Linked DNA regions of Homo sapiens: all the other regions are linked to region 4. Evidence: chromatin contacts called from ENCODE Hi-C or POLR2A ChIA-PET data. All regions are on one chromosome and are shown on one strand. Each heading gives the region's core, a stretch centred on a gene start or an enhancer-like site at or near the end of the contact. The rest is flanking DNA. Distances are from core to core; before and after follow the strand shown. Region 1 holds the start of MOK (MOK protein kinase). Region 2 overlaps LINC02320 (long intergenic non-protein coding RNA 2320). Region 3 holds the start of CINP (cyclin dependent kinase 2 interacting protein). Region 4 holds the start of BAG5 (BAG cochaperone 5).

Evidence for each region. Hi-C counts contacts between places; a loop is a spot of excess contacts on that map. ChIA-PET counts read pairs that join two places held with the same protein, here RNA polymerase II (POLR2A). Pooled maps may share reads with other maps.
Region 1: a pooled map shows a loop between it and region 4 (5-fold over the local background). The contact joins the promoter of MOK here to the promoter of BAG5 in region 4. A Hi-C loop is called at or near these places in 1 of 168 maps with a recorded cell type or tissue (ascending aorta) and 5 of 50 pooled maps. POLR2A ChIA-PET finds 5 or more read pairs at or near these places in 1 of 52 experiments (activated T-cell).
Region 2: a pooled map shows a loop between it and region 4 (4-fold over the local background). The contact joins the enhancer-like site here to the promoter of BAG5 in region 4. A Hi-C loop is called at or near these places in 1 of 50 pooled maps. POLR2A ChIA-PET finds 5 or more read pairs at or near these places in 2 of 52 experiments (CD8-positive, alpha-beta memory T cell and MCF 10A).
Region 3: a loop to region 4 is called in a map of CD4-positive, alpha-beta T cell, with 4 times the contacts of the local background. The contact joins the promoter of CINP here to the promoter of BAG5 in region 4. A Hi-C loop is called at or near these places in 1 of 168 maps with a recorded cell type or tissue (CD4-positive, alpha-beta T cell), 1 of 37 single-sample maps with no recorded cell type and 11 of 50 pooled maps.

Annotation. Positions count from the first base shown.
Region 1 is chr14:102,302,178-102,307,856 of GRCh38, forward strand. MOK (MOK protein kinase) reads right to left here and starts at 2,987. Exons shown (of 12, transcript NM_014226.3): 1 at 2,785-2,987. The coding sequence starts at 2,791. RefSeq lists enhancers at 2,868-3,390, 3,157-3,206.
Region 2 is chr14:101,717,951-101,724,349 of GRCh38, forward strand. The region is part of intron 1 of LINC02320 (long intergenic non-protein coding RNA 2320); the gene reads right to left. Among named protein-coding and RNA genes, the nearest start is that of LINC00239, 9.3 kb to the right of the region's middle. RefSeq lists a silencer at 494-699 and enhancers at 4,286-5,226, 4,446-4,525. Within about 2 kb of position 4,086, at least 12 of the 41 ENCODE cell types and tissues checked have a DNase peak (open chromatin) inside an H3K27ac peak, as active enhancers do.
Region 3 is chr14:102,360,280-102,365,752 of GRCh38, forward strand. It overlaps CINP (cyclin dependent kinase 2 interacting protein), which reads right to left and starts at 2,611. Exons shown (of 5, transcript NM_032630.3): 1 at 2,566-2,611. The coding sequence starts at 2,572. TECPR2 (tectonin beta-propeller repeat containing 2) reads left to right here and starts at 2,662. Exons shown (of 20, transcript NM_014844.5): 1 at 2,662-2,837. RefSeq lists silencers at 2,656-3,065, 3,106-3,195.
Region 4 is chr14:103,558,135-103,564,046 of GRCh38, forward strand. It overlaps BAG5 (BAG cochaperone 5), which reads right to left and starts at 4,523. Exons shown (of 2, transcript NM_001015048.3): 1 at 4,482-4,523; 2 at 1-3,058. The coding sequence starts at 3,030. The coding sequence ends at 1,687. It overlaps COA8 (cytochrome c oxidase assembly factor 8), which reads left to right and starts at 4,826. Exons shown (of 5, transcript NM_001370595.2): 1 at 4,826-4,990. The coding sequence starts at 4,868. RefSeq lists enhancers at 3,128-3,641, 3,741-3,790 and a silencer at 4,131-4,780.

The DNA.
Region 1 (5,679 bases), core at 1,737-4,236, 1.3 Mb before region 4:
TTCCCCTGCCTCAGCCTCCCAAGTAGCTGGGATTACAGGCACCTGCCACCACGCCTGACTAATTTTTGTATTTTTAGTAGAGACGGGGTTTCACCATGTTGACCAGGCTGGTCTCGAACTCCTGACCTCAAGTGATCCACCCACCTCAGCCTCTCAAAGTGCTGGGATTACAGGCGTGAGCCACTGCACCCGGCCCACAAATGTAAATTTTATATATATATACGCATATATACATATTTATTTTCTTTTTTTTTGAGACGGAGTCTCTTGCTTTGTTGCCCAGGCTGCAGTACAGTGGCCCGATCTCAGCTCACTGCAAGCTCTGCCTCCCAGGTCCACGCCATTCTCCTGCCTCAGCCTCCCGAGTAGCTGGGACTACAGGTGCCCACCACCACGCCTGGCTAATTTTTTGTATTTTTAGTAGAGCCGGGGTTTCACCGTGTTAGCTGGGATGGTATTGATCTCCTGAACTCGTGATCTGCCCGCCTCGGCCTCCCAAAGTGTTGGCATTACAGGTGTGAGCCACTGCGCCCAGGCAGCATATGTACATATTTCTATATAGGTATACACATGCAGTGCTAACATTAGTCTTTTAAAAAGGGAGAAATACACATTTATATATTTATATATAATATATATAGAGAGAGTAAATTACTGAAAGTGATGCCTCTAGGTAGTGGGGTATGAAGAGTCTAAGAGGAAGGCCAGGCACAGTGGCTCGCGTCTGTAATTCCAACACTTTGGGAGGCTGAGGCGGGTGGATCGCTTGACGTCAGGAGTTTGAGACCAGCCTGGCCAACATGTTGAAACCCCGTCTCTACCAAAAAATACAAGTTAGCTGGGCGTGGTGGTGCACACCTGTAATCTCAGCTACTTGGGAGGCTGAGGTAGGAGAATCACTTGAACCCGGGAGGCAGAGGTTGCAGTGAGCCAAGATTGCACCACTGCACTCCAGCCAGGGTGACACAGAGAGACCCTGTCCAAAAAAAAAAAGAGTCTAAGAGAAAAAGAAGGTAGATAAATAAACCAAATGATCAAATCTAACTTCAGCAAAACTGCAACGAACTGACATCAGGCACTCTGGAAGGGCCACACTGACAGAGACACAACGTTGCCTCTCACATATTCCTGGTAAAAACATTTAAGCTGAAGCTAATCATGAGGCGAAAATCAGACAAATCCAAATTGAGCGATATTCTGCAAAACACTGGGCTGGATTCTTTAAAAATGTCATTTGGCCTACAGAGGACAGCCAAATAAAAATGAAAATATCATTGTCATGAAAGACACAAAAGGCAGGGACACCATATTAAAAGAGACCAAAGAGATATGACAACAGAATACAATTGGTGATTCTTGATTGGATAGAAAAAATATAAACAACTATAACACATGTTATTGGGATAAATGGAAAAACTGAAATATGGACTGTGTATCAGAGTATTGTATCATTGTTAAATTTTCTAAATGTGTTATTTGTACTGTGATGATGTAGGAGAATGTCCTTGTTCTTGGCAGATAACTGCTGAAAGAAGTGGTGAATTATTAGTAGTCTACAACTAACTCTTGAAAGGTCCAGTGAAAATAAATACATAAATGGGAGAGAGAAAACACCAGAGCGAAAGCGAGCACACAAAAATAAGGCAAAATGGTGCAGCTAAGTGAAGGACGGGTTTATAAATATTCAATGTACTGCTCTTGCAACTTTCCTGTACATCTGAAAATTTTCAAAACAAACAGATGGGAAGAAAAAAATGAATATAGTACAAAATATGTGCAGTATCATAGTCTGCACTGTAAGTAAAAGTGTAAAGTCTTTTGTAGACCTTGGATTCTAACTACAGCTTTGTAGTGCATTAATGAAAAAGGTAAACATTAAACAATATCCAACAAAATAAAATAAAAATAAAAATGCCTTGTAAAGGGTGAATGAGATTAATTATTTTAAATGTTATGCAATGTACACCATTGACAATTAGGATACAATGCAAATTTAACATTATAACTACTCCTAACATAATATTTTCACAGCAAAGGTCTGAATTTTTACTGCACCTCTGGTTCACAACCATAAACAATTATATCTGTACAGTAATAATAATTTTAAAAACATCATTCTAGCTGGTTGCACTTGGATTGTCAATAATCCACAAATCCCACTAAAGAAAATTTTTTACCCGTTACATTTTCTAGAATGACTACCTCATTTCCCAACTTTGAAGTAACAGCTTTTAACTAAAAGGTTGCTTCAAAACTACTATTAAAAAGTGGTTCCTATAAAACACTACTGCTTGACCCAAAAAATAAAATAAAGCACACAGCCCAGCTTTCCTCTCAATTGGTCACTAAACCAGTATCATGAAAAGGCAGGGAGCCACGCTGTAAGCGCTCCCCCGTTTTCTGCCGAATGTTCAGGAAAAGAGTGTCAGGTTCAAGCCAGCATTTAAAATAAAATAAAATGAATCACAGTCAACTCCCTAAACTCCAATGTAAGAACCACGCACCTGCACCAAAATATGCCTGAGCGGGAACTCGAGTCGGCTCTCCGAGACCCCAAAGTTCCCAACCTAGCCCCAACCCCTCAAGCTTCCCCCAGGGGCACCGGCTTCTCACAGCCGAGGGGGATTCGGGGCCCACATGCGGAGCCTCCCGGGCCTGTCGAGCCACGGCAGAAGGCGACGACGCCCGGCCCCACAGGCCCCTCAAGCTCCTCAAGCTCCCCCAGTCCCTCCCTCCCCCGCCACTCGCTCTCCAGTCCCTGCCCCTTTCCCCGGCCCCACTCACTCTTCATCTTGGATGCGGAAGCCGGTGACAACCCCTTGCCGACACTGGACGGAAAAGAAAGAAGCAGGAAGGTTGTCCCCCTGCTTTCCACTTCCCTGAGGCGGGGTCCCGCACTAGGATCTCCGTGGTGGTCCCTCGAAGGAGAGCGTTAGAGATCCCGCCGCCATGTTGTGTCCCTGTCACCCTAGCAACCGTCAGGCCCTGAACGCCATGAGCTGTCGCCTGCGCATGCGCAAGATGCCCCGCCCATGTACGCGTGCGCAGTGCAGCCCGTCCCCTCAGCCCGGTTGCTAAGCAGCCTTTCCTCCGCTTCCATGTAAATACTGTGCAAATCCCCGCCTTTGACACAGGCGACCTTCGCTCGGCTCGCTCTCCCTGCTGGCCTGGGAACTTAGCGATTTGGAACCCACTACGTGGACGATAGCCTTGAGCTTTAATTGGGCTTGGGAGCTTCTACAGGAATTTTTTTTTTTTTTTGAGACAGAGTGTCGCTCTGTTACCCAGGTTGGGGTGCAATGGCGTGATCTCGGCTCACTGCAACCTCCGCCTCCCGGCTTCAAGCGATTCTCCTGCCTCAGCCTCCCAAGTAGCTGGGATTACAGGCACCCACCACTACACCCGGCTAATGTTTTTGTATTTTTAGTAGAGACGGGGTTTCACCATGTTAGGCTGGTCTCGAACTCCTGACCTCAGGTGATCCGCCTGCCTCGGCCTCCCGAAGTGCTGGGATTACAGGCGTGAGCCACCACGCCCGGCCCAGTTTTTCTTTTTAATTCAACAAGCATTTGTTTTTGCCCCAGGAACTGTCGCAGGTATTGGGGATTAAAGGACAGTGTAGACGAGGTGACTGAGTTCTTGAAACTAACATTCTAGTGTAAAGATGAATGAATGTACACCGGAATGAACTATGTGCAGACACGGTGCCTAAGCAACACAGTGGCCTAGTTCTCTGGACCCTGACAAAACAATAAAATAACAAGCATACTATGTATGGGTATAGTATTTTATGAAGCTCATTAGATTAGCCTCATAATTATTCCATGAGATCAAAACCCTGTTTTTTCCTCCATTTTTTTTCTTTTACTAAAATACATCGTTTATTTTTAAAACAGATAAGTAGCCTTGCCAAAACGAAGCCTCAGAAAATTGGTTTAAGACTGAATTGGCCAGGTGTGGTGGCTCACACCTGTAATCCCAGCACTTTGGAAGGCCGAGGCAAGAGGATCGCTTGAGGCCAGAAATTCAAGACCAGCCTGGGCAACATAGAGAAACCCCACTTCCCTCTTAAAAAAAAAAAAAAAAAAACTCCGGGCGTGGTGGCTCACGCCTGTAATCCCAGCACTTTGGGAGGCCAAGGCGGGCAGATCACGAGGTCAGGAAATCGAGACCATCCTGGCTAACACGGTGAAACCCCATCTCTACTAAAAATACAAAAAAAATTAGCCGGGCGTAGTGGCGGGCGCTATAGTTCCAGCTACTCCGGGGGCTGAGGCAGGAGAATGGCGTGAACCCTGGAGGCGGAGCTTGCAGTGAGCCGAGATTGCACCACCTGCACTGCAGCCTGGGCGACAGAGCAAGAGACTCAAAAAAAAAAAAAAAAAAAAAAAAAAGCCGGGCACGGTGGCACATGCCTGTAAACCCAGCTATTCAGGAGAATAAGGCGGAGGTATCTTGAGACCAGGAGTTCTAGGCTCAGTGAGCTATGATAGCACCACTGCACTCTAGCCTGGGTGACAAAGCAAGACCTTGTCTCGAAAGAAAGAGAAAGCGGCCGGTCGCGGTGGCTCACACCTGCAATCCCAGCACGTTGGGCGGCCGAGGCAGGCAGATCACTTGAGTCCAGGAGTTCGAGACCAGCCTGGCCAACATGGGGGAAACCCCGTCTCTACTAAAAAAATACAAAACGGCTGGGCACAGTGGCTGATGCCTGTAATCCCAGCACTTTGGGAGGCCAAGGCGGGTGGATCCCCAGGTCAGGAGTTCAAGACTAGCCTGGCCAAGATGGTGAAACCCCATCTCTACTGAAAATAGAAAAATGAGCCGGGTGTGGTGGCAGGCACCTGTAATCCCAGCTACTCGGGAGGCTGAGGCAGAGAATTGCTTGAACCCGGGAGGCGGAGGTTGCAGTGAGCCGAGATTGCGCCACTGCACTCCAGCCTGGGCGACAGAGTGAGACTCCGTCTAAAAAAGCAAATACATAAATAAAATACAAAACAAGCCAGGCGTGGTGGCTCACACCTATAATCCCAGCACTTTGGGAGGCCGAGGAGGATGGACCAACTGAGGTCAGGAATTCGAGACCAGCTGGCCAACCAACATGGTGAAACCCTGTCACTACTAAAAATACAAAAATTAGCCAGGTGTGGTGATGCGCTCCTGTAATCCCAGCTACTCAGGAGGCTGAGGCGGGAGAATCACTTGAACCCAGGAGGTGGAGGCTACAGTGAGTCGAGATCCTGCCACTACACTCCAGTCTGGGCGACAGAGCAAGACTCCATCTCAAAAAATAATAAATAAATAAATGGTTACAATGGTGAATTTTATGTAAATTTTCTCTCAATAAAAAAGTTGAAAAAATAAATAGCGATTATTGCTGGTGTATTATTGTTGGTGGTGCTATCTTTGTTGGCTTTGAGAAGCCACATCTAATCTCTCCAGACCACTAGGATTTGATCTATCCCTTCTTCTCTTCTTGTGTTCTTTCTTATTTGGGGGCTTGCCCTTATGTCACATTTATATTTCTAACCCTGTCTCTTGCTTGTTAGTTTCTTCTAACCAGGTGGGTTCTAAGTTCCTTGGGCCCCTCATGTGTCTTTTCTCTACCCTGCAGGGCAGAGTGTATTAAATAAGTGAACAGGTGAATGCATTTAGCAAGTGAGAGCCCCATTGTTTCCC
Region 2 (6,399 bases), core at 2,836-5,335, 1.8 Mb before region 4:
TTTCCCCTTTTGGATAAAGACATCGGTCAGGTGGACTAGGACCCACCCTAATGACCACATCTTCACTTCAATACATCTGCAATGACCCTGTATCCAAATAAGTTCACATTCTGAGACGCTGGGAGTTACGACTCCAACACATGGATTTTGGCAGACACAATTCAACCTGTTACAGACTGGATTTCTCAGAGAAATTCCGGTGCTGAATCACTGGCCTCCAATGCGACCACATTCGAAGATAGGGCCATCAGGGAGGTAGCTAAGGTTATGAGGCCACGAGGGTGGGCCCTCAAGCCAATAGGGTTGGAGTCCTTATACCAAGAGGAAAGACACCAGAGACCACCCCCTCTCTAAGTGTGCACAGGGAAGAGGCCATGGGAGGATGCCGTGAGAAGGTGACACCCGCCGGCCAGGAAGAGAGGCCTTCCCAGAAACCAACCCCACGAGCGCCCTGATGTGGACTTCCAGCCTCCAAAACTGTGAGAAACAAGTTTCTGCTGTTTAAGCCACCCAGTCTGTGGCACTTCTTATGGCAGCCTAAGCAGAAGAAAATGCCACCCAGAGCCTTATCTATTAAATCGTTTGGTTGCAAATGACAGAAACTTAAATTAAACCACTTTAACCAGAGGAAAATTTCTAGCTGGGCATGGTGGCTCACACCTGTAATCCCAGCACTCTGGGAGGCCGAGGTGGGCAGATCCCTTGAGCTCAGGAGTTCGAGACCAGCTTTGGCAACATGGTGAAACCCCTGTCTGTACAAAAAATACCAAAAAATAGCTTGGTGTGCTGGCACATGCCTATAGTCTCAGCTACTCGGGAGGCTGAGGTAAGGGGATTGCTTGAGCCTTGGAGGTTGAGGCTGGAGCCAAGATTGTGGCAGAGTGAGACCTTGTGTCAATAAAAAGGAAAGGAAAGGAGAGGGGAGGAGAGGGGAGGAGAGGGGAGAGGAGGAGAGGGGAGGGGAGGGAAGGGGAAGGGAGGGGAGGAGGGGGAGGGCAGGGGAGCAGGGAAGGAGAAGGAAGGGGAAGGGAGGGGAGGAGAAGGGAGGGGAGGGGAGGGACCTAAGGAGGCATGTCACCTGAATGTCACGTGGAGTCCTGAGTAGAATCGTGGAACAGGAAGACGACATTAGGGAAAAACTAAGGGAATCTGAATAAAAGGTGGATTTAATATGTCAAAAATGGTGCTATAATGGTGACAAATGTACCATATGCTGTGAGGGGAGGGGAGGGGAGGGGAGGGGAGTAGGAAGGATTCTTAGCTCAAGAACTGAATAGGCCAAGCATAGATCTGGGCGCAGCAGTCTCCAGGGCTCTTCGGGCCCCACGTCTGTCTGTTTCTACGAATGCCTCTCCCAGCGGCCCTTTCCTCCCTGGGTTCTGTCCTGGAGTGACTCTCCAGCTGTGTGCCTGTCCGCTCAACAACTTCCATAGACAGGAAGCACTCCCTCCAGAAGCTCAGGGCTGTGTTGAGAGACTCACAGAGGCCAAGCAGCAGCTTACACAGGACACAGTGACAAGAGGACACAGTGACAATGAGACACAGGACACAGGACACAGTGACGACAGGACACAGTGACAACAGGGCACAGGACACAGAGATGATGGGACACAGGACACAGGGATGACGGGACACAGGACACAGTGGATCACAGGGGCCAGACATGAAACAGGGAACTCAGAAGGAACCCACAGAGATGACGAAGGACCCAGGAGGCCCCTGAAGGAGCTCTCAACGGCCTAGGCTGGGACAATTGGAGCCACAAAATAAAACAGTACTGGGTTATGACCCAAAGCAGAAAACAAATGTCCTTGAGTCTGTGGGGATACAGATCAATGACTGGATAAACACCTGAAGAGGGGAGAGGAGGTGAATCTCCCGCAGAAGAATTCCACCTAATGTATGCAGAAACACCTCCCTCAAGGAGGAGCAGCAGAACTCCCAGCTCGGGAGCGTGGGCTGCACTGACAGACGCATCCCAAGAGGACAGCACAGGGGCAGGCCAGGGGGAGGAGCTCCGTTTTTATTTTCAGGGGAAACCCTATGAACATGATCTCCGCCAGGTGGTCAAGGCCAGAATCAACAGGGATAAGTGGCGTTGATGGCACGGACCCTTGACCTTGATGTGATGAAATGGCCTCCCATAACCCCAGTCTAACCATGAGAACATCAGACAAATCCCAACTGAGGGACATCTTACAAAGCACTCGGCCACTTATCCTCAAAACTGTCACATTCAAACTGTCACCGTCGAGAGGAGCCTAGGGAGGCATGTCACCTGAATGTCACGTGGGGTCCTGAGTGGAATCGTGGAACAGGAAGAGGACATTAGGGAAAAACTAAGGGAATGTGAATAAAGTGTGGACTTAAGGTGTCAATAACGGTGCCGTAATGGTGACAGCTGTACCACATGCTGCGAGATGTTCGCAATCAGGGAGGTCATGTGAGAGGTACGGAACGCTCTGTACTAGCTTCACAATGATTCTGTGCCTCTAGAGCCGTCCTAAAAGAAAACGTTTATTTAACAGTATCAATTTTTTTTAAAGAGGGGGCCAGTTGGGGCCGAAAAGGAATGTTGGATACTCAAGAAATATGGATCTATTAAACCTCACATCAAAATACATTCTGAATTCCAGATGGATGTAAGATCCAAACATATATATTTTTAGCCCAGGCGCAGTGGCTCACGCTTATAATCCCAGCACTTTGGGAGGCTGAGGCAGGTGGATGGCTTGAGCCCAAGAATTCGAGACCAGCCTAGGCAACACGATAAGATTCTGTCTCTACCAAAAAATAAAAAATAATGCTAATAATTAGCCAGGCATGGTGGTGTGTGACTATTGTCCCAGCTACTTGGGAGGCTGAGGTGGGAGGATCACTTGAGACCAGGAGGTGGAGGGTGCAGTGAGCCGAGATCACACCACTGCACTCCAGCCTGGGCGACAGAGTGAGACCCTGACCCTATCTCTTTCTTTCTGTCTCTTCTCTCTCTCTCTGCAGATACATAGATAGATAGATAGATAGATAGATAGATAGATAGATAGATAGACAGACAGACAGAGACACACACACATATATGGAGATATATATATAAATAATATATTATATGTTTATATATAAATATATTTATTTATATATATATTATATATATAATATATATATTATATATATATAATATATATATAATATATATATATTATATATATATAATATATATATATGAAATCATGAAGGCTTCATGGCAGGAAAATAGGGTCTGGAGGCAGGGAACAGAAGGCCGATTCACACTTCAGCTATGACAGGAAACACCCTCTCCATAGGGCATACGCCTTAAATGACTGTGTAACTTTACTTTGATCTCTCCATTTACATCAGGAATACCCAAAGTAACCAGTGCAATCCTCTAGGGGGTATTTAAACTCCCAAAAATTCTGTAACTTGGCCCTTGAGCCCCTACGCTCAGGCCTGCCCCCACACTGTGGAGGGTTCTTCCGTTTTCAGTAAATCCCTTCCTTCCTTCCCTGCTTTGTTTGTGCGTTTTGTCCACTTCTTTGTTCAAGACACCAAGAACCTGGACACCTTCTACCGGTAATAAAGGTACTAAAGAGAAAATGGAGGTAAATACTTATATAATCTTAAAATAAAGAAGCTGGCTGGGCACAGTGGCTCACGCCTATAATCCCAACACTTTGGGAGGCTGCAGCAGAAGGATCACTTGAGCCCAGGAGTTTGAGAGCAGCCTGGGCAACATAATGAGACCGTGTCTCTACAAAAATAAAATAAAATAAAAATAAAGAAGTTCTTTCTACATATCACTCCAAAGACAAAAACCACAAAAGATAGCTTTAACTACAGAAAATACAATACTATACATATGGCCAATAAGAAAAATAAGATAGACACTAATAAAAATAGCAAATAATTATCTCATACTCGCTGTATTCCAGGCCCTGTTATAAGTACTGTATTAACTCATTTAATTCCCACAACAAACCTACAAGGTACTGCAAAGGCTCTGGTAGGTGAAGCAATGCACCCAAAGCTACAGAGCTAGGAAGCGGTGGGGCAGTGTGGCTACGCCTGTGCCCTGAACCACAAAAGTAACAGGCACACGGCTGACTGGGGAAAACGTGAGAACATTTTGTGAACCATATCCGAAAAGCAAAGATTATATCTTTATGACGGTAATATATATATGCACTCTTACCAATAAGAAAAAGACAAACATCTCAGTAGAAAAACAGGCAAAGGAAGTCATTCGCAAAGGCAATCCACAAAGGAAGTCATTCAGTCAATGCTTGTAAAAAAAAAAAAAAAAAAGTTCAACCTCAACAGTTAACAAAGAGATGCAAATTAAAACGGACATCTTCCCACCCCATCAAGCTGACTCATGCCAAAGAAATCAGTCTCCGGTCGCCAGTCTACGTAAAGCGAGCCTGGCACGTTGGGTTCTTAGGGAGGTACCACAGGATGTTTACGAGGGGCTTGCCTCGGCATCGGTGGAAGGAGGAGAGAGAAGCAGGATTGGACGAGGGAGAAGGCAAACTTCCATGCAGACCCAGTGATAGCCCCAAAGACCAAACAGTAGCCTCCAAGCTAGAGTGGCCCCGGGAGACCTTCCTGACTCGGGCAGAGGTGGTCCCCACATTGAGGAGTCGTTGAATGCAGTTGCCCAGGAAGAGTCCCGGCTTTGGACAGGGTGGCTCTTTGCAGCTGAACAGTCTCTGAAGGGACTGAGAGTTGAAGGCACCCCAAGCAGCTGGGGTAACAAGTCCTTCCCGGAAGGGGGATCTAGGTGGCTCATCACAGTGAAGACATACAAAAATGTTTATTAAAAGCCAGAGGCATGGTGGCTCATGCCTGTTATCCCAGCACTTTGGGAGGCTGAGGAAGGAGGATCAATTGAGCCCAGGAGTTCAAGACCAGCCTGGACAACATGGTGAAACCCTGTCTCTACAAAAGAAAAAAATTTAAAAATTAAAATTAAAATTAAAAGTCACTAACATTAAAGAAATGCAAATCAAAACTACAATGAGATACCAGCTCACATCCATTAAGATGTACCATAAAAAAAAAAAAAAAAACACAGAAAATAAGTGTTGGGGAAGATGAGGAGAAATTGGACCCCTTGTACACTGTTGGTGGGAATTACAGAGGTGCAGCTGCTGTAGAAACAATATGGGTGTAAGGATTAATACCGAGTGTCAGCCTGATTGGAATGAAGGATGGAAAGTATTGATCCTGGGTGTGTCTGTGAGGGTGTCGGCAAAGGAGATTAACTTTGAGTCAGGGGGTTGGTAGCGGCAGGCCCACCCTTAATCTGGGTGGGCACCATCTAATCAGCTGCCAGAGAGGCCAGAATATAAAGCAGGCAGAAGAATGTGAAAAGACTAGACTGGCCCAGCCTCCCAGCCTGCATCTTTCTGCTGTGCTGGATGCTTCCTGACCTCGAACATCGGAATCCAAGTTCCTCAGCTTTGGGACTCGGGCTGGCTTCCTTGCTCCTCAGCTTGAGACGGCCTATCGTGGGACCTTGTGATTGTGTGAGTTAATGCTCCTTAATAAACTATCCCATATATATATATATGTCCCATATATATATATAAACTATATATGTATATATAACTATATATGTATATATACAAACATATATGTATATGTATATATAACTATATGTGTATATAAACTATATATAAACTATATATATGTCCCATATACATACATATAAACTATCCTATATATATATCCCATATATATATCCTATATATATCCTATATATATATCCTCTATATATATCTTCTATATATATCCTCTCTATATATATCCTCTATATATATCCTCTATATATATCCTCTATATATATATATCCTCTATATACATATCCTCTATATATATATATCCTCTATATACATATCCTCTATATATATATATCCTCTATATACATATCCTCTATATATATATCTCCTCTATATATATCCTCTATATATATATCCTCTATATATATATCCTCTATATATATATATCCTCTATATATATATCCTCTATATATATATCCTCTATATATATATATCCTGTATATATATATATCCTTTATATATATCCTCTCTCTATATATATATCCTCTATATATATATCCTCTATATATATATATATCCTCTATATATATATATCCTCTATATATATATCCTCTATATATATATCCTCTATATATATATCCTCTATATATCCTCTACATATATCCTATATATTCTATATATATATCCTACATATATCCTATATATATATCCTACATATATCTCCTACATATCTCCTATATATATATCTCCTATCTATATATATCTCCTATTTTATGTCCTATATATATATCTCCTATCTATATGTCCTATATATATATATCTC
Region 3 (5,473 bases), core at 1,361-3,860, 1.2 Mb before region 4:
CCTCAGGCTCACGATGCCCATCCTCCAAGATGCACCCGGATCCCACTGCCTGTAGGAAGCAACCCCCAGACCACCAAGAGCCAACTCAGGTTGTTTGTTCTCCCCGAACCCTCCTGTGCCCTCTTGCCTTCTCTACTTTGAACCCCACAAAGGCTTCTCACTGCCCACAGGATAAAGTCCTCTTGAGGAATCCAGGACACACAACAGCTGGATGGTTTGATGCCTCAAGTCAGAAGACCACACTGCCTGCGTCTGAACCCCAGCTCGCCAGCTGTGAGATCTTGGGCAACTTAATGTACCTTTCAGAGCCTCAACATTTTCATCTGTAAAATGGGAATAAAAATAGTATCTATTTCATAGGATTGCTGAGATTAGATAATATATGTGAAGCTGTGAGGCCTCGCACAAGGCAAAAACCCAGTATCTCACCTGTTAGCTCAAGGGCCTCTACTATCCAAGCTCTGCCCACCACTTCAGCTTCTACCCTTTCCCACTTGCCCTCTGTGCATCAGAGCTGGCTCTGTACAAGTTCTGACTTTGACCTGGAATATTTTTCCTATCTGTGTGTGTCCCCACTCCCCTGCCTCATACTTAGTATCCTCACTTTAAAATATCATCTTGATTTATCATTCATTCTTTACTTAAACAACAAATATTTGCTTACTGCCTACAATACGCCAGGCATGGGGGAATGAAGTGATTGAATGAGACGGACCAGGACCGTTTTCATGGAACTTACTTTCCAAAGGGGAGGCAGATAATAAACAAATGACCACGATCAGTTCAGATCATGATTAAGTGTGTGTGGAAAATAAAACAGGGTCTTGTGTTAGTGTGATCCCCTGAGAAGGTGTCGTTTAGGCTGAGATTTGAATGATGAAAAGCCAGAAATAGGGTAGGTCAGTAGTATGTGCCCTAATTATGATAATGAGGTTGGTGAGTTCAAAAAACAGAAAACAAAACAAAACAAACAAGCAAACAAAAAAACCAGTGTGCTGGAATGAAATAGACAGAAAAGGACTAGTGCGTGAGTAGGTGATCAGACAACTAGAACCTAATAGGCCAAGATAAGAAGTTGGACCGAGGGCAGTGGCTCACGCCTGTAATCCCAGCACTTCAGGAGGCCAAGGCGGGCGGATCACGAGGTCAGGAGATCGAGACCATCCTGGCTAACACAGTGAAACCTCATCTCTACTAAAAAAATACAAAAAATCAGCCGGGCGTGGTGGCGGGCGCCTGTAGTCCCAGCTACTCAGGAGGCTGAGGCAGGAGAATGGCGTGAACCCGGGAGGCGGAACTTGCAGTGAGCCCAGATCGCGCCACTGCACTCCAGCCTGGGTGACAGAGCGAGACTCCGTCTCAAAAACAAAACAAAACAAAACAAAACAAAACAAAATAAAAAAATGAAGTTTGGACTTCTAAGTATTAGCTTGGTGCAAAAGTAACAGATTTTGCCATTACTTTTAACAGCCAAAATTGCCATTACTTTTGCACCAACCTAATACAATGGGGAGTGAGCAATGAGCTCTGGATAGGGCAGTGAAATTATCTGATTTAGGTTTTTAGAAAGTCATTTCCACAGAGAAGTATTCCTGGATCCCCCAGGTTGGGTTACGACTCACCACTAGATATGTGGTACACCCTATAATTCTGCTATCATGATATTCACCAGTGGAGTGTATTTGCTTGTTTAATGTCTATATTCCCTGCTAAACTGGAAATTCGACTAGGGTAGGAACTATGTCTCGTTCTCTTTCAAACCTTCCACACATAGGAGGCTTTGCATAAAATGAGGTAAATGGAGGAATAGCTCTTACCACCTGTTCTATAATTGTCTAAGGGTTTTCCCCCCAACAGGAGATTCTGAGGGCAGGATCACATCTGATTCATGGTCAGCCTGACTCATACGGGGCACATATTTAGGAACCAAAAACATAACTGACTTCAAGAAACTCAAGGGCTGGTAAAGACAGACCAGTCATCAGCGTCACAGGACAGGGTAGGGTGAGGGCACAGTGGCTAAGTTACTTATCCCCTCTGAGCCTCGATTCCCCATCTGCAAAATGGGGTTGACATTACTTCATGGGACCACTGTGAGGTTCAAATGAGATGATCCACTTAAAGTGCTTGGAGCAGTACTCAGCAAACTGAGCACTAGGCGAAAGCCAGCTTTCATTACAAGCAGAATGTTCTGACTGAGGGCAGTTCAGAGAGGAGTTTCTGGACGAGATGAGCATGCAAGGCTTGGTACCCAGTGAACTCTGTTAGTACTAATTTATAGTGACAATAATTACAATTTGGATGTCGGATCTGCTGACACTCATTTGCGTATATCGTCCCGTTCATCTGTCACTGCACATGTGAAAAAACGGAGGCTCGGCAAAACTGTCTCCCGAGCAGCTCGCAGAGGCTGCGAGGGGCCTGCGGGCTAGGCTGGGGTAAGACAGAGGACCTCCATTTAACCTCATGTAATCCGGGGAGCTCCTGAGCTTCTGGTCCAACCTGCGGCCTAAGCAGTAACATTCACAGCCACCCCACCCCGGGAAAGGAACCGATCTCACGCACCTTCCATAAGGTCCACAGATATCCGTAGAAGGAGACGCGAAGCCCCGCCCACCCCACCGGAAACGCATTTGCGTCACGTCCGCCCCGCCCGCTGCCACTTGTGGCTCTGCCGCTCTAGCCCCCGGCGGAGCCAGCTGCTGCTCTTCGGTGCTGGCCCCGGTGCCGGCCCCGTTGCCCAGGGAACAGGCTCCCGGCAGCCCCCGCGGCCCGGAGTCCATCCCGCCTCCTCCGGCCCGGCGGGGCCGACGAGTCCGGAGGGGCTGCCGCGGGAGGTGAGTCCGGCGACGCCGCAAGCGGCCCCGACGCCCCCGACGCCCCCGACGCCTGGCCCCGAGCCCCTCCTCGGCCTCCCCCGGGCCACTCTTCCCTTGCCTCAGCCCCGCAGGGTCTCCATGCCCGTCCGCCCCGTCTCCCTCGCCCGCGGTCTCGCCCGCGCGGAGTGGCGGACACTAAATGCCACAACACACGGAGCGCCTGGCTCGCCGCCCGCAGAATCCGGCGGTCCGCAGCGGGGAACAGGGGCCGCCCGCCCCTCCTCAGGCCTCCGCTGCGCGTCCCGCGCCCTCGGCCCCCGGCCCCACCCTGCATCCCGGCTGCCGGTCTGGCCGCGGGCTCTGCTCCTTCGCCTTAAGATTGACGTCGTGTTCTGTCCCCCACTCGCAGCCCGCGTCCCTTACATCCGCCCACCGGCGCCTGGCCCCAGGCCTTGACACTCATCCAGTTGGTGTTCAGTGTTCGATGAGTGGATAAGTGAATGACTCCTTTCCCAATCCTATTTGAAGGCATGGGAGGCAGAATAGGTAGTAAGTGTTAAAGGATGGGGTGTCCTGGAGTCAGAGCCGGGCAGGTCCCAGCGGCCCCTTCCTAGCTCTGTGCTGGGGCAAGTGCCCTACCTCACTCCGCTCCAGTTTCATCACCAGTGGAATGGAGATGAGAATAGTTTCTACCTCTGGCTTGGTAAGAGGATTAAATGGGTCAGTGCATGTAAAGTTAAGCACGGTGCCTGCCGCTGTACATTTCAGTAAAGGGGAGCCCCTGCTGTCATCTGTGCTAGCCTGCGTTCTCGCCCTCTAGTCCCTTCTGATATGTCTCTGACTTCTCATGACTTTAGTTTCTCCTTCTCTACCTCCATTTCTCTTCCCTGCACTTTTTTCTTCCTCTCTTATTGGGATTCAGGAATTTTATTCTGTTCTGTGACTTATGTTCCATGTGTTGGCAGAATGTGGGATACCAGCCTGGGTGCATCCTTTTCTCATCTATTGGAGTGACCAGTTGCACTTGTGGACTGCCTCCTTGCAGCCAAGGTCTTGTAGACAGAGTTCTGGGAAATCTCAAAACGCAAATCCCAGGCATAGGTAGAATCTGGGAATGAAGCCACTGTAGCTCCTTGTGATCACCAGCGATTCCTGGTCTTTTAGGCTGCAGGACTTTGTGTTTTCTCACACCCAGCTATAATGTACCTTGATAAACCTCTGACCTTATTTTTGTTGTTGTTGTTGTTAACCTGACTTACGTCCCATATTGGTGGTTATTTGGCCATCGTGTGCCAGCACTGTGCCAGGCTGGCTCTAGGGATGCTGTGGTGAACCAGACAGACCCTTCCTGAGGTCACTGCCTCAGAAAGATCATGGTCTGGCCCATGAACTTTAAAAGGGAGAACTAAGTGCAGGTGTAGGGGACACACAAATTGAATTTTCAGGACTGCCTTGGAAAACCAGTGGTGGGGAAGATGGAATGAGGATAACCCTCTTCTGAAGGAGTGACTAGGAAGTAGCTTTTGTTAGGCATCAGCTATATTATACCCACGTGTCTTTTTCAATAGAAGACTGGCATCTACTGGATTTTTTTTTCCAATTTTTTCTTAAAGAAGTTACACTTAAGTTTGGGGAGAATTTCATTTCATATTAGCCGCTGTAGGAGTTGAAAAAAATGGCTACTGGAACTTAGTGGGAAGAAAAGGAAGGAAACAGGCATCAGGCAGAGGCAGTTGATTGAACTTGGGAAGATGAGGAATAGATCAGGAAAGGGTTATAATGAAAAGCTTTGGTGTCAAGCACGAAGAGATTTCTAGATTCAGTAATGCACAGAGAGATCAGTAAAATTAGAAGGGAGTAGTTGATGGCTTTGCGAATTGCTAAGGTAGAAGGGAGCTGTTACTCAAGATGCATGTTCAATTTAAAATGAATGTATTCTTTGGACCTGGACATAAGAGTTCTATTGACTTTTTGCCACTATTTTATATTTAGGGCTGTCATACTTGGGTGAATCTAGCACAGTGCTTTGAGAGAGAGATTCATTCAACAAACGTGTATTGAGCATTGATTGTACCATACTCTTTATTGGTCTTTTAAAGCACCACAAAGTATACAGACTAGAAGAACATAGGTGAAGATGAGAAAGAGTCCATTGAAGGGGAGAGAAAACAGATAATGATGGTGCTGTGCGATAACTGCCATCATGGAGTTCTGTGAAAGCAGAGAAAGACCAACCAAGTATCTGAGGGAATTTATGAAGGCTTCCTGGTGGCGGAGGACTAGTTCTTACAGGGCACATGTGGGGGAATAGGGAAGAGTGGAAAGGGACTTTGTTCTGCAGAGACATACAGGTTATGGTGTGTGCAGGGACTGTGATGGAAAGCTGATGGATGCACAAACAAAACGTGGCCTGTCTACACAATGGAAGGCTGTTCAGCAATAAAAAGGAACGAAGTACTGATTTGTGCTACAACATGGAGGAACCTTGAGAACATTAGGCTAAGTGAAAGCAACCAGACACAAAATACCACATATTATATGATTCAATTTTGATGAAATCTCCAGAATAGGCGAACTGTAGACAGAGAGGAGATCAGTGGTTGCCCAGGGCTGAGAGAAGAAGCGTGTAGAGGGGTGATTGCTAAAGGGTAGGG
Region 4 (5,912 bases), core at 3,273-5,772:
TGCAGTAGTATGGGAAGCTCACGGCCTAAATACCGACTGCCCTCTGACCCCACCGTCCAGCGATTCTAGAACATTTCTAGTAGGAAAGACATAGCAAGGGATTTTCATGATTGGGAAATACTGAGAGACAAGCTGAAGATTTGTTAAGGGCTATGCTTCTGTCATCTTTTAGGTATTTAAGGCTACTCCTTTAGCTAGCTACTTTGAGCTGTTTAAAGTGACTATCTCCCTACACAGAGTTACACAATGAGCATCTCTGAAAGAGAATATTACCCTGGATTTCCAAAGATGTACTCTAACAGGATGACCAGGCAAAAGGTGACCCGGGGGAGGAGTCTGTTATAACACTCGGACCCACATGTTCTCAAGGCACTTCAGAACTTTGGGAAATCATTTTGTACCGGATCCTCAGAAAGCATTTATGGAAATACACATCCTTTAGAAGAGAGATGCTTCACGCACGACTGACTTTAATGGCTCTTTCAGGCAACAGAGAAACCACCACATGCCCATGACATGAGCTCAGTTGTTCAGCAGGCACCCAGAGGAAGCCTTTAATTCCGAGCAGGTTTCACTGATTGGTCCTGGAGCAGGTGTAGTTATGACATTTACTAAGTGAGTGGTTAACAGCTGACTGCCTAGAAAACCTAGGAAGGCCTGGTCCCTCTGGGTTACTGACAGCGTCTACCCTCACGTTGTAAAACAGCACCGGGGAGGTGTGACAAGGCTGTCCATTTTACAGCCTTGGACAACAGAAGAGAACCATTATGTGCTACATTCAGACTTTCTGATTTAGTTTTAGTATAACCTGACATTGGTAACCCGTCTCCAGTATTCATCCTCCAACTACAGGTATGAGTGTTTCCTTTTTTTTTTTTTAAAGGCCCATTAACTTAATTTAAATGTTCCCATCCTTATGAATTTACTCACTAAGGAAAACTATAAGCTCAGATTTTACAAACAAAAGCAACTTACAAGGTATTATTGCTGGTCCTTTATCCCTTCTCTTTAATGCAATCTCAAAGGTTTTTTGGCTATTAGTTTTCATAATTTTCTTATGTTGCACACAAAAACAAGATTCCTCTCTAAAACGTAGAGGATGGGGAAAATGCAGATGCTGTTTTTCCAACTAAAAATGTTTACAAAAGAACAGACTGTCTGAACAAACAAAAAAACCCCACCCCGTTAAGCTGGGTAGGACCAATCAGGCCTTATAAGTGAAAAAAAAGCCTTCTATCGAGCATAATGAAACAGAACATGTACTGCTTGTGTTTGAACCTTACTCTTATTTAACCAAAAATTTCCCCTTTCTCATAATTTTCCTAGTATTATGTAAGGTTATGCCTAGTTCTAGATTCTGAAAGACCTGCATTTTAATGCTTGCACAACCCATTTAAAATCTACAAAAGCTGCCTCTATTTTGTTTTCTGATTAAAAACGCAAAAAAAAGGACAAACCAAACAAACCACACCACATCATACAGATAATGATCCGAATGGAAAAGTTAACGTGCTGTAATGATATTTGTCTTGCAACATCAAAAGCAGCAGATACTGAATAGAATTTGCTTCAATCATAAATACTGAGACTGAAATATGCACGTATAAATCAATGAACTGAAAGCTCTCTATACATAGAAGCACATATGAAGTGCAAAACAGTATCAAAAGTGAGATCTCTGGTATTTCAGTACTCCCATTCATCAGATTTCAGGTCGAGATAGCTGAGAATATTCTGCGCAAGCCTCACAGCTTGTTTCCTGGCAGCCTTACACTTCTCTTCTCCCTGCGGATCAACAGCATCCAGGGCTAGCAGCTGCTTGGTGAGCAGCTCTTCCAGCCGGATGTAGTTCTTATCGGTTCGATTTCCATCAAATGAAAGAACTTCTCCCTGGATCTCAGACAAGTTTCCAAGGACGTTCCAGACGGCTTTATGGGATGGGTGCTCCTCACAAGCAAACAGCTTTCTTTTCTCAAGGGCCTCCTTCAAGTCAATATATGTGATCAGAGTTTGCACCTCGATCACTGCTCTTCTCCTGGCTTCCCGGATGCAGGGGTTTTTTTCAAGACTTACCTCATCCAACTGTCCAATTAAACCCTGCAATTCTGTTTTGGAGCTCAGGTACAATTCAGAAGGGTTTTGTGCTTGGAGAAGTTCATTTTTTATTTCTCTCATTCTCTTGAGGACCTTTTCTATTTTTAAAATGGAATGATTCTGTCTCAGGTCAAATGCTTTAGTTGTGTCTGCTTCCTCTTCCAAATCCAGATATTTCAATAATTTGTTGATATCTTCTACTACCTCCCTCCGATAATTTCTGATTTCTGTCCGGCCGCACACATCTAGAGCATCCAGGTCAGCGATCAGCCCCGAGAGCACACAGGATAAGTGCCTGCAGGTCTCATTGTTGTTCACACCCATCAGAAGTGCAATCAGGACCCCTCGGGCCTTGTTCACCTCACACATCACGAAGTTGATTTTGGCAACGGAAGGATGTGCATCCTCGGAAAGCGGCAGGGAAGGCTGCTTTTTCATGCAGTCTTCGATTATCTCTTGCACCGCACAGATTTTGGTTAAAGTGTGATACCTTGCTTTCCGCAAGGAGATTTTTCCTCCAGTTTTAACATGTGTCAGCCTCAGAATGATATCTTGGATGCCTTCTTCAAACTCATCAGTTACGCAGTTGCCTCCATTATAAAATGGCACAATTTTCTCTCTCACGAGGGACTGGGCTTCCTCAAAAATGTTCTGTATTTCAATCCGGTGTGGGTGGTTTGCATTCTGCTCCAACTCTTTGAGAAGACGTTCTGTCTCCTGTGCTGCCCGCTTCCTAGCTTGCTGAATATCTCCTTTTCCTTCAGTATCTACAGAGTCTATTTCAAAAAGCTGTTTTGTTAGAATCCTCTCCAGTTTCTTGTAATTCTTGTCATCTGACAGACCACTGAAGCCGATAACTTGCTGTTCTACACTTTTTACTTCCTTTTGGATTTCCTGAAGCCTACTAATAGAAGGATGTTGGTTTCCCATATCCATACTTTTGTTGTGTTCAGTTTCACAAGCACTAAAAGACGACAAGAATGATAACTTACTACAGCACAAGGCTTCTGCAGAACACTAATGGTATATTAAGTCATTCTAAAATTCTCATTTTAAAAAGGTATACTTCTGAGCAGTCATCCCACCTCAGCCTCCCCAGTAGCTGGGTCTACAGTCGTACACCACTACGCCCAGCTAATGTTATTTTTAGTAGAGACAGGTCTCACTATATTGCCCAGGCTGGTCTCAGACGATCCGCCCGCCTCCGCCTCCCAAAGTGCTGGGATTAAGGTGTGAGTCACCGTACGCGACACAAACTATTTGGAACCAGCAGGGCACCTTTATGAAAGGTGAAACAGTAGCTCTTGTAACCTTCCGAACACTAACAGTACCCCGCCCCGCCACACAGCTATGCCTAGTTTCCAGAAACTCTAAGCAAAAGAAAGAACCAGAACAAAAACCAGTGGCTCTCAGACATCCCCAAGGTCCCCGCTTCTTCGTTTCTCTCCATCCCTTTGTGCACTTCCCCTCCCCACCCTTTTAGCTCCTCACACATCTTCCCTCACAGAAGTCTCCCTGAAGAGATTAAAACCCCACAGGTAAAGAAGAGCGACCGGGACAGCGCTGAAGGGCACCACCTTGGGCTTTCGAGGCCCAACACCTCCTCAGCCCCCAACATGCTCCACTCTCTCAAAAAAAAACAACCCGCGAAAACGTGGTAACTATGAATAATTCATTCACTCGCCTCCCACTGGGAGTCCACAATGGCCTAATGCACGTTTCAAGCTCTTGGTTTCTATCAAACGGCTCGCTCAAGGTGGGTAACCAATGGAAACGCATAATCTATCCCCGGCGGATGTCCTGGAGGCCACGGAGGGAAGGCGGCCCGAGCTGCTTCCTCCCCGCCTCGCCCTTCCCTCTTGGCCCTTTACCCAAAAGAAGTCTGAATTGGATGCGGTCTTGGCGTCCCGTGGCTGAGGTGGCGAGGTGGAAGATCAGCCCTTTACGGGGTGCGGCACCGGAGCTGGGCCCCCAGCTGCATGCCTCGCACCCCTCCCGACTAGGTCTGAGCGGGGCAGCCGGTGAAGGGGCCGCTACTGGCTGCAGCAGCCGCTCCGGGCGTCTTGGCCCGGGTGCCAGGGCGCGCCTGCAGGACGTGACCTCACAATGGGCGCGCGAGGGGAGCTCGGCCCGGCCGGGGGAAGCCGGGGGAGGAGGGGAACCGAGGCCCGGCCGGAGACACCAGAGACCAGGCCCGGCCAGCCCCGGTCGCTTCCGACCCCAGGGGCGGGGACAGCGCCGAGACCGACTCTGCCCTGCCTGATCCGACAGGCCGCACGGGGCTGGGCGCTGGCGAAGGGGTGGCCCAGCGGGGAGCCCCGCGCGGAGGTGGTGCCCCACTCGTCCCCCCGAGAGAGGGAAAAGGCTACAAGCCGCGCTTCGCTCACCTGTCCCGCCCGCGCCATCGCGCGATGCGTCGCCGACGCTTCCACGACTTCCGCAGCTCCGGCAGTCGCCCGGGCCCGGCAGCCCCGCCCCTGGCCGAACACCCCTAAACCCGGGGACACCTCCTCCGGCGTCCGCGCCTAGCCGCCGGCAGCGCCACGCCCACCGCCAGCGGCGCAGCGAGGCAGCCTGGAGTGACCGCGACCAAGGAGCGGCCGCCCGGGTCAGCCCGCGCCGCCCGCCGCCCCCTCACCCCGTCGCACCGCTGGGAAAGCGCACGGTCGGCCGCGCCGCCGCGCTTCCTCGGGCTTCGCGACCCTGCCGTAAAGCGGCCCCTCGCGCCGTCGCAATGCTGCCGTGCGCCGCGGGAGCCAGGGGGCGTGGGGCCATGGTGGTCTTGCGGGCGGGGAAGAAGACCTTTCTCCCCCCTCTCTGCCGCGCCTTCGCCTGCCGCGGCTGTCAACTCGCTCCGGAGCGCGGCGCCGAGCGCAGGGATACGGCGCCCAGCGGGGTAAGCAGGGGCCTGGGGACATTGGGCCGGGAGGGGTGACCGGAAGGGAAGACAAACCCGGGCCTCGGGGCCACTCCCTGTTCTGCACAGCCGCCTCAGGCCTTTGTCCAGGTGCTCTCGCGTCCTATCCCGAACAGTCCCGCAGCCCCGAGGCTCCCGCATCAACGCCCTCAGTCGGATGGGACTGAGGGTGCCGCCGCCACCACGCCGGGGACTGTTGACAGCCAGAACCTTTAAGCGTAACAGAGTCACCTGGCAAGTTTGTACCTACCTTATTTGTTCCCGAGAATGATTATTTTTTATTTTTAAAGAGCTCTTGGCTTACCGTGCGTTTTTTTTCGTTGTGTGTGTGTGTGTTTTGGCTTTGTTACAATTATTAGTGCTTTTCTTCAAGCGGCGAGCACTTTATCATCGTACTTTTGTAGCACTTCACGTTGAATAGTTGTTATTTGCAAACTATGTGTGGGTATATGCATGTTACTGGCCAAAGATCCGCAAAGAATGTCTGTAGCAAGAATGTCTGTGGCAAGCAATTTTTATAAGTGGTACTTTTGGGAGGGATGTTTTGTTTAAGGGAGGCCTAGGCCTTGATTCCGTCTGTCAGATGAAAATGTTGACTAACGGTGTGGAATGGGCTGGAGATAAAATATTCAAGCAAAGCATGCAAATACCAAACAGGCTAATGAAGGAGGCTGGAAAACTTGGTTTAAACAATAATTAAAGAAGTATTAAAAAAGTGTTAATTAAAAATTGGACGGGCTCCGTGGCTCACGCTTGTAATCCCAGCACTTTGGGAGGCCGAGGCAAGCGGATCACGAAATCAAGAGGTGAGACCATCCTGCCCAACATGGTGAAACGTCTCTGCTAAAAATACAGAAATTAGCTGGGCATAGTGGCGCGCGCCTGTAGACCCAGCTACTCG